Linked DNA regions of Homo sapiens: all the other regions are linked to region 2. Evidence: chromatin loops called from intact Hi-C (ENCODE). Cell type or tissue: dorsolateral prefrontal cortex. All regions are shown on one strand.

The links. A loop is a pair of places that touch in the nucleus more often than their neighbours do. Peaks named below come from ENCODE experiments on the same cell type or tissue, not always from the same donor. Only the 100,000 strongest peaks of a DNase experiment are listed, where the experiment ranks them.
Region 1: it touches region 2 in a loop (2.8-fold over the local background); 2 of 110 quality-filtered maps call a loop at or near these places.
Region 3: it touches region 2 in a loop (4-fold over the local background); 5 of 110 quality-filtered maps call a loop at or near these places.

The regions. Positions count from the first base shown.
Region 1 is chr5:173,670,000-173,672,499 of GRCh38, reverse strand. No RefSeq gene overlaps it. Among named protein-coding and RNA genes, the nearest start is that of LINC01942, 18 kb to the left of the region's middle. RefSeq lists an enhancer at 1,901-2,497. In dorsolateral prefrontal cortex, no CTCF peak of the experiment used is centred here; DNase peaks (open chromatin) are centred at 1,189 and 1,499; H3K4me3 peaks cover 1,449 bases; H3K27ac peaks cover 2,500 bases.
Region 2 is chr5:173,865,056-173,867,555 of GRCh38, reverse strand. No RefSeq gene overlaps it. Among named protein-coding and RNA genes, the nearest start is that of CPEB4, 22 kb to the left of the region's middle. In dorsolateral prefrontal cortex, a CTCF peak has its summit at 1,039; DNase peaks (open chromatin) are centred at 445 and 985; H3K4me3 peaks cover 1,804 bases; H3K27ac peaks cover 2,500 bases.
Region 3 is chr5:173,625,309-173,627,808 of GRCh38, reverse strand. No RefSeq gene overlaps it. Among named protein-coding and RNA genes, the nearest start is that of BOD1, 9.9 kb to the right of the region's middle. In dorsolateral prefrontal cortex, no CTCF peak of the experiment used is centred here; a DNase peak (open chromatin) is centred at 1,198; H3K4me3 peaks cover 248 bases; H3K27ac peaks cover 2,500 bases.

The sequences.
Region 1 (2,500 bases), 200 kb after region 2:
GATCACTTTGGACTGCTACGAAATACATAGGACATCAATATGTAACATATTAGCTGTATGTTGATTTCTATAGACAGCGAGGCACCTGACCTTTGGTCTGGAATGCATCTTAAAAATCGGACGTGGATTGTATTACTTTGTCTTGCTGCACAGTTGTTCACCACAAACTGTCACAGGTGCCCCTCACAGCCTTTTTGGTACTCCAGTGGGGGCCTGCTCTGATTAGACGCTGTGCTCAAGGCCATTCTCACTGACTTGCTATTGCAGGGCTGCGAATGCTCGAGAAATCAGACTCTTACACACAGGTGAGTTTCTGGGATCTGGTTAGTAAACCATACCTTCAAGTAAACCACCATAGCCTCCACCATATTCAGAATAAGCAAAACCCTAGAAATGTTGACTTGAAGAAGGATGTCCTGTCCCTTTGGTGACAAGTTGCCTTGTCACAGGAAGATAAAAATGGCTTCATTTGCCCATTTGCCACAGTAGCTCTGATGATCAACCCTGCTTCCTGTCTTGTGCTCCCTTCAATGGATTCTCCATGCACAAAGCAGAGTGATCCTCTTAAAATACAAATCAGGTCAGCTGTCTCTCCCCTGCTTCCAAAAATTCTGCAAAATATTTAGCATCTCAGTCAAACTCCTTCCTACGATAGTGCCTATCACTCTGACTTCATCTCATGGCATCTTCTCCCCCTCGCTCATCACGCTGGAACCACTTTGGCTTCCTCACTGTTCCAAAGACATGCCAAGCTGGCTTTCTGCTCAGTGGGGTTGTAGTTGCTGTTCTCTCTGTGTGGGATGCTCTTCCCTCAGATTTCTGCATGGCTGGCTCTTTCTCATCAGGTCTCACCTCAAATGTCACCTCCTCCGAGAAGCCCTCTGATCTCTCACATCACTCAGTCTCATTTTCATCACATCCCTTATCATTACCCAATATCTTTCTGTTCATTTCATCATGTACTTCCCCTACCACCCGCCGCTGTGAGAAGATAAGCTCCGTGAGAGCAGCAGCATGGTCTGGGGTCCCATAAACGGGCTCCTCCAAGTCCGGATCCATCTCCAGGCGGCTTCCAGTCCAGAGTTCTAGGCACAGCACCAGCCAGCTTCTTGAACGAGTGTTGGCATTTCTTTCTCAGTGGCTTTGAAATCAGACGTCAGCCCCCAACCTCGTGACTCAGCCGGCAGCATGTGAGAAGGCTGGCTTGGGGACACAAAGTCCTTCGATCTTTAGAGAGATAGCAGCCCTCCTGGGAACGGGGCCACAGATGAAGGCTGAGCATGAAGCCTGGGCACTGGCCTGCCACTGGAAGCTGACCCTCTGCTGGACCATGCCAACTCTTGACATTTCCCAAACTAGGCAATGGCCCAGGCTTTTGAAAGCCAGTATCGCCTAGCTATGGAATCGCCATGCAGATAGTGCTCAGGGAATGAAATTAAATTTCCCTTTTCAGAACAAAGACAAACACACTCCTCTCACCCATCCTACGAGAGCTGGGCCGGGAGCGCCTGCCTCCGTGCCAGGATTCAAAGCCCACGGGCTCTCCTGCTTGCTTCAGCAGTTCCTGGCAAGTGCAACGGAGTTCTCCCGCTTTAAAATCTAATTGCCTGCCCACGCCCGTGAATCCCATCTCCAAAGGCAAGAAAAAAAAAAATTTTAAAAAAAAGTTGGTGGGGGTGGGAGGGGCCGGGGTTCTCACACATTCAGCCCAGATGAGCCCATTTAAGCTTTTGACATTATGCCTTTTGGGGAGGCCGATTCAAAATAAAACCAGCCCGAGAAGCTCCTGTTTTAAACAGAAAGATCCATAAATGCAGCTTCTGTCAGTAATGAGAAAAATGGAAATCACAAGCAAAACCAGAAAACTCATTCCCCCAGAATCTTAATGATCTCCAGAATAATTGTGCTGGTCTCTCAAATCAAGGAGTGGACGGTGACAGCCCTGGGTTTTCACATGAGGGTCAGATGGGTTCATGTTTTTTTAATTGGGCTCATTTCTAAGCAATGTGCTTGTCATGATGCCTTAATCCCTTCCCTGTGCCCAGCAAAAATGCTTTCTCTCTCCTTGTCTCCCTCAAACAAATGCAGCTTCTCAACAGGGAAATGAGCTTCCCTGTCTTGCAAACAGATTTCTTATCATATGACTGATCCACTGTGGGTGAACTTGCATTTCTCTTGCATAAGAAAGCAATTTCCTGAAGAGAGAAAGGGGGGAAAATCAAACCGCTTACCTCTCCTTGTTTTCCATATTAGCATCCTTAGCTGAAGCTCCTGAAGATAATGGGAAAGAAACGACTTTATTTCAGAGGATGAATATCAATCTTTCAGATAGCAGTGGGATGTTTAGGGCTCTCTAAGAGGCAGCCAGGTTTTCCTGCATTTGTTTTATTTGGCAGGACTCACAAGAAGGAACAAATTCTTTGACAATTTCAAAGTTTCTCCAGACAAACTGCTACCTTCTGATAAAATCTAGCAGGCTAAAGTTCAACAATGACAAACA
Region 2 (2,500 bases):
GGATACTGGGATGTATTCGGGAAGCCTGTCACCACTCTCTCTGCCTCCATTCTTCTTGCTCATTCTCCTCCTTCTTTTCCCATTGCACACCCTGAAGTCCATTTTGCAGAGCAGGACTGCCCCAGTTTCCCAGTTAAGGGAACTTCAGTTCTAGTTCGAGGGAGACCAGTTGGCTGAATCCTGACTTGAAGTATAGAGCATGATTCAGTTAAATACATACTGAGCAACTGCTAGGTTATGGGTTTTATTTTAGGCATTTAAGATATAGCAGTGCACAAAATAGATAAAAAGGGCGGGGAGGAACAAACACCAAAACAAAAAATCCTGCCCTCGAGGTGTTGAGAGGTGGGTGTTCCCACTGGAAGAGTGGGGTTCTGATTGGTCTTTCTTGGTCAGCTGACCTCTTCTCCTGGCTCAATCATCTGTGCCCAGGGGTGGGGCCACAGGGTACCGCGGAAGTGGCTGTATGCCGGTACCTGCGACTGAGCTGGGATCGGAGTCCTGGGCCGCTTGTCCCTGAAACCGTCGGTCCGAGCCAGAAGACTTCACGCACAGTCCAATTGGTTCTAGCAAGCCTTCAGCCCCTGAACAGTGGTGGCGACCAGCTGCTAGATCCTACTGACGTTCTCTCTCGGGTGGGCCCCCACTCATTAGCCTTGCCCCAGTATGTTTCATACTGGGTTTGACACACAATTGTCCTTTATCTCACCCCCTTTTGTGTTGGATGAAGCTAAACCTTATTTTACCCGTTGCTTTTTGCTCTTCTTTCCTTCCTGATGAGCCTTTTAAAGGAGGAAATGGGGAAGTCTCCCCCTGGCCTGGTGCGGGCAGCAGCTGAGGCGGAGCCTGGGGGTGACAGAGCACACAGAGAGAGGACAGACTATCCCGGAACTATTGTCCCCCAGATGGTCTCCTCTGAGGCAGTGACACTGCTTTGTACAGCTGGGCCTGGCTGCGGGAGCTGGCTGAAAGGGCCTTGTCAGAGTGCCCTCAGCCTTCCTTGTCTGGCTGGCTGGGATTGGCGAGGACCTGGACAGCCAGGGTCCTCGCCTGCTTCCTGTTTGATGGGCACTGCGATCGACGTTGGTAAAGCCAGCTGCTGCTTTTCAATTGGCCGGGTTCTGGGCCTCCCCGCCTTCCAACCATTTCTACAGCGTTTTTTTTTTTTTTTTCGTTCCTTTTTTCTTCTTTTTTTAAAACATGAGCACTGCACATTCAGTAATGCAATAGATTGCATCAGATGCTGCATTTGCCAGCCTCAGCACCGAGCTACACTCCTCACTGCTGCAGCAAGGATGCAAACCTGGTTTATGTTAGAATGGGGTTCACGGTGCAGAATCCCTAGACAGGTTTCTGTGGGATTCCTGTTTTGTCAATTGAGCAGCATGCTACTCTGTCTTTTCTTGGTGGTTAAGAGCATGAAATTCTGAATGGAGAGACCAAGATTCAATCCTGCTAGGGCCGCTTTCTATATGTATGACCCTAGCCATGTTACTTAAACCTAGGTGCCCCAGTTTCTCACGTAAAGTGAAGTTAATAATGGTTTCCTCTATGCATCATTGTGAGTTGAAATCGGGATAAGATACATAAAGTGCTTATCATGGTTCCTGGCACAGAGTACCCACCCAACACACAGCAGCCATTGTTAATATATTTGTTGCAGCTCTCCTTGAATTCTGTCCCCCAACATAATCTCCCACTAGCTGGGATTGTGGAGGGGCCGGATAGACAGGGTCCTCGCCTGCTTCCTGTTTCATGGGCACTGTGATGGGCTTTGGTAATGTCAGCTGCTTCTGGCCATAATGGGAGCATGCTGAAACCAGGCTTTGTAGTAAGACAGACCTGCAAATTTGTGACAATCACACATACCTCTAGGGTTATGAGAATTAAATGAAATAATGGGTATAATCATAATACATGTATAGAAGCACTTTACACATCTTATTCACTTAATCCTCCCAGCAGCTCTAAGATGTAGGTAATATTATTATGTGTATTTTACCCATAGGGAAACGAAGACATTAACGAGGGTGCTAAGTAACTGGTTCAGGCTACAAGCTAGTAAGTGAATACAGGAAGAAGTGGGTAGGGCAAGCATGCCTATTCACTGTACCAGTTGCCACCCTCTACCTTACTGCCTGAAGCGCCTGGCGCCTAGTAGGAGTTCCAAAAGTGTGAATAACATTTCTATACATTGCAGGTATATAAATGACAAGGCTACAGAGCAGAGTGGATGTTTGGGACAATATCCATGGGAATCATTAGGGAGTAAAGTCAAGCCAATGATATGATCTAATGAAGTTAAGAGCACCTACTCGGTGCCAGACGCTCTCCTAGAAGACTGGCATTGTGTAATTCAAATTAATCCTGAGATCATGGTGTGTGGTAGATGAATGGGTCCCTTTAGTTAATGTGAATTCTGTCCACACACATCTCTGAGCTTCCTGATTTCAGATTATGCCAGAAAAAATCACTTTTCCTAAGGACTGGGAGGAAAAGT
Region 3 (2,500 bases), 240 kb after region 2:
AATTTCTTTGGTTCAGATCCGCGTTCATTTAAAAAGATCAATTCAGCAATTTTTCACCCTTCCTCAATAAAGCATTTTAGACAGCGGAGAAAGAAAAGGAGAAGGGGCCCTCTCGGGATCTTTCTGTAGGACGGAACGAGCATCAGTTGGTCATCAGTTGTTATGAAATAGGGCTGTTAATTTGAGAGAGAATCGTCCTATTTCCAGTATATTTCTGCAGACTTGGATTATAAAACAACCCTACCTCCAGATTACAACCCCAATATCAGGTTCAAAAGTTCCACATTCCAACCCCCAAGCTCAGCTACAGAGTTGCTGTGTGGCCGTGGGTTAGTGGCTCCCTGTCTCTGAACTCTGCAAGTTGAATGTTGAATAAAACGGTCCCTAATATTCTTTCCCACCTCTATGCTTCTCTGTTTTTACCAAGTTCACAAGGAATTTCTTCGTATCTAAAGGCTGGGGTTTTTAGGTCTCTTGGGCAGAACCTCACATGGGTCTGAATGAAGAGGAATGAACTGTAACCTCCAAAGAGCTGAGTGACAGAGTGACATTAGGAAGGGTCTCAAGATGCCACTTTACCTTGTTATGCCAACTGCGATTCCACAGCTGGATATACTCATGCAAGCTAACACTTGACAATAATAACATGGTAAACTTGTACTGGGGGTCTTGTTTTATCATTCCTGGAACTCTCTCAAATACATTCTCTTTCAAATGCCTTCCTCATATCCACCCTAAAAATAAGGTCTTTTAGTCACTCTATTCTACAGATAAGGGAAGTGAGGCTCACATGCCCAAAAGGTGACCAAGTCTGACCAGAAGACCCTTGCTTGCACTGGGCTAAGATATACAAGGCCTGCCCCTGGAGAAGCAAGTTTGAGAAAAGCAAGGGAAGGCAGGTGCATCTTGCCAGTTTCTGCCCTCCCTTCCAGCTTCACATTGACCTCTAACTGGCAGTACTGCTCCAAGGCTCTTAGTTGCAAGCAACATAAATGTATTCTGGGTGATTTAAGCTGAAAGGGAATTCATTGAAAGATTCTAGGTAGCTCACGGAATTGACAGGAAGACTGAAGAACTAGGCTCAGGAAATAGGTAAGAAAAAGGGCGGTCTCGCAGCCAGAATCACAAACAAAACTCTTGCTCCAGAACCAGTCCAGTGACATCATTGCTGCAGCTGCTACAAACACAGGGCCCCTGTCATTGCAGCTGGAGCACTGTCCCTTCTGGCCATGGCTGTGCACAGAGCTGCAAAGGAGGCTGGGAAAGTGGGTATCTGGTATTTTCTCTACCCATAGGAAGGCTCTGCCACCTAACAAGCCTCAGGGGGTACAGAGTTCCCCCCAAATAGGAAGGGCATTGAGAGTTGAGATGCCAGGTAACCAAATCTCAGGCAAATGTGCACGTATCAATCAGGTTAGGCTCAGTAATGCTGTAGTAACAAAAACATCTTAAATCTGAGGGGCTTAAAAACAACCAAGGGTTATTTCTGGGTCACGCTTACATGTCCAGCAAGGGGCTCCATTCCAGGACTTTCTTAACTCAGACCTCAGGCTGCTGGAGCCGCCTGATCTCAAATATTTCCCACAGTCACCATGGCATTGGGAAGGGGTGATTAGAGCAGCAATTACAGGCTCCCAACCAGAAGTGACATATGTCACTTCCACGCATGGCTCACTGGCCAGACCTAGTCACATGGCCCTGCCTTGGGGCCAGCAAGTGCCGTCTTGCCTCAGATCTGGAGGGCAGAGAGCTGGGGAAATCTGGCAAGTAGTGTTGACAATGCCCAGGGTCCACTGAATGGGGCCTGCCAATCAAAGCCCACCTGGAAAGGGAACAGAAGACAGAGCACTGAAATGGAGGTAGGAGAGCAGAGTTTCATTCCTGGTTGAGCCCCTGAGAACTGTACATGTATCTAGCAGCACCTAGGGGCTAGAGGAAACCCTTACTTCTGGGTGTGGCCCCAGAAGACACTCTGCTCAAACTGCAAGTGGCAGCAGCAGATGTTGGAAGCACAGCCCACGAATGAAGCACTGGAGGGCCCAGAGTAAGGGGAGCTGGGAGCCAAGCCCAGCCTCTTGGAGCTCAGGCAGGCAGCCTTTTTCCTGCCTACAGGCTCCTGAGCCACTGTCTCCTAAGGAAGATGGGTGCTTCACTGTAGCCCCAGGCTCCCTCTGGAAATAAATCCTCTTCTTGTAACTGTCTGACAGGCAGCAGGAGCCAGGATGCCTAGAATATCCACAGGCTTCTTGGGCCCACACTTTGTTTTGGTTGCAGAGAGATGACAGGCCAGGGTGTGTCCCCAAGAAGATCCGGGGGAAGCGAGGCACTGTGAGCTGGATAGTGAGTGGGTGGGAGGCTGACTATGGGTCCCTTGGGACATGGAATGTCCTCTAAGAACAAGGTTGAAAGTACAATTTGCCACTTGTTTATTTGTTTTTAATGTGGCTGAAACATCAGTCCCTCCTCTGATACCTTCAGAAAGTCAATCAGTACCAAATAA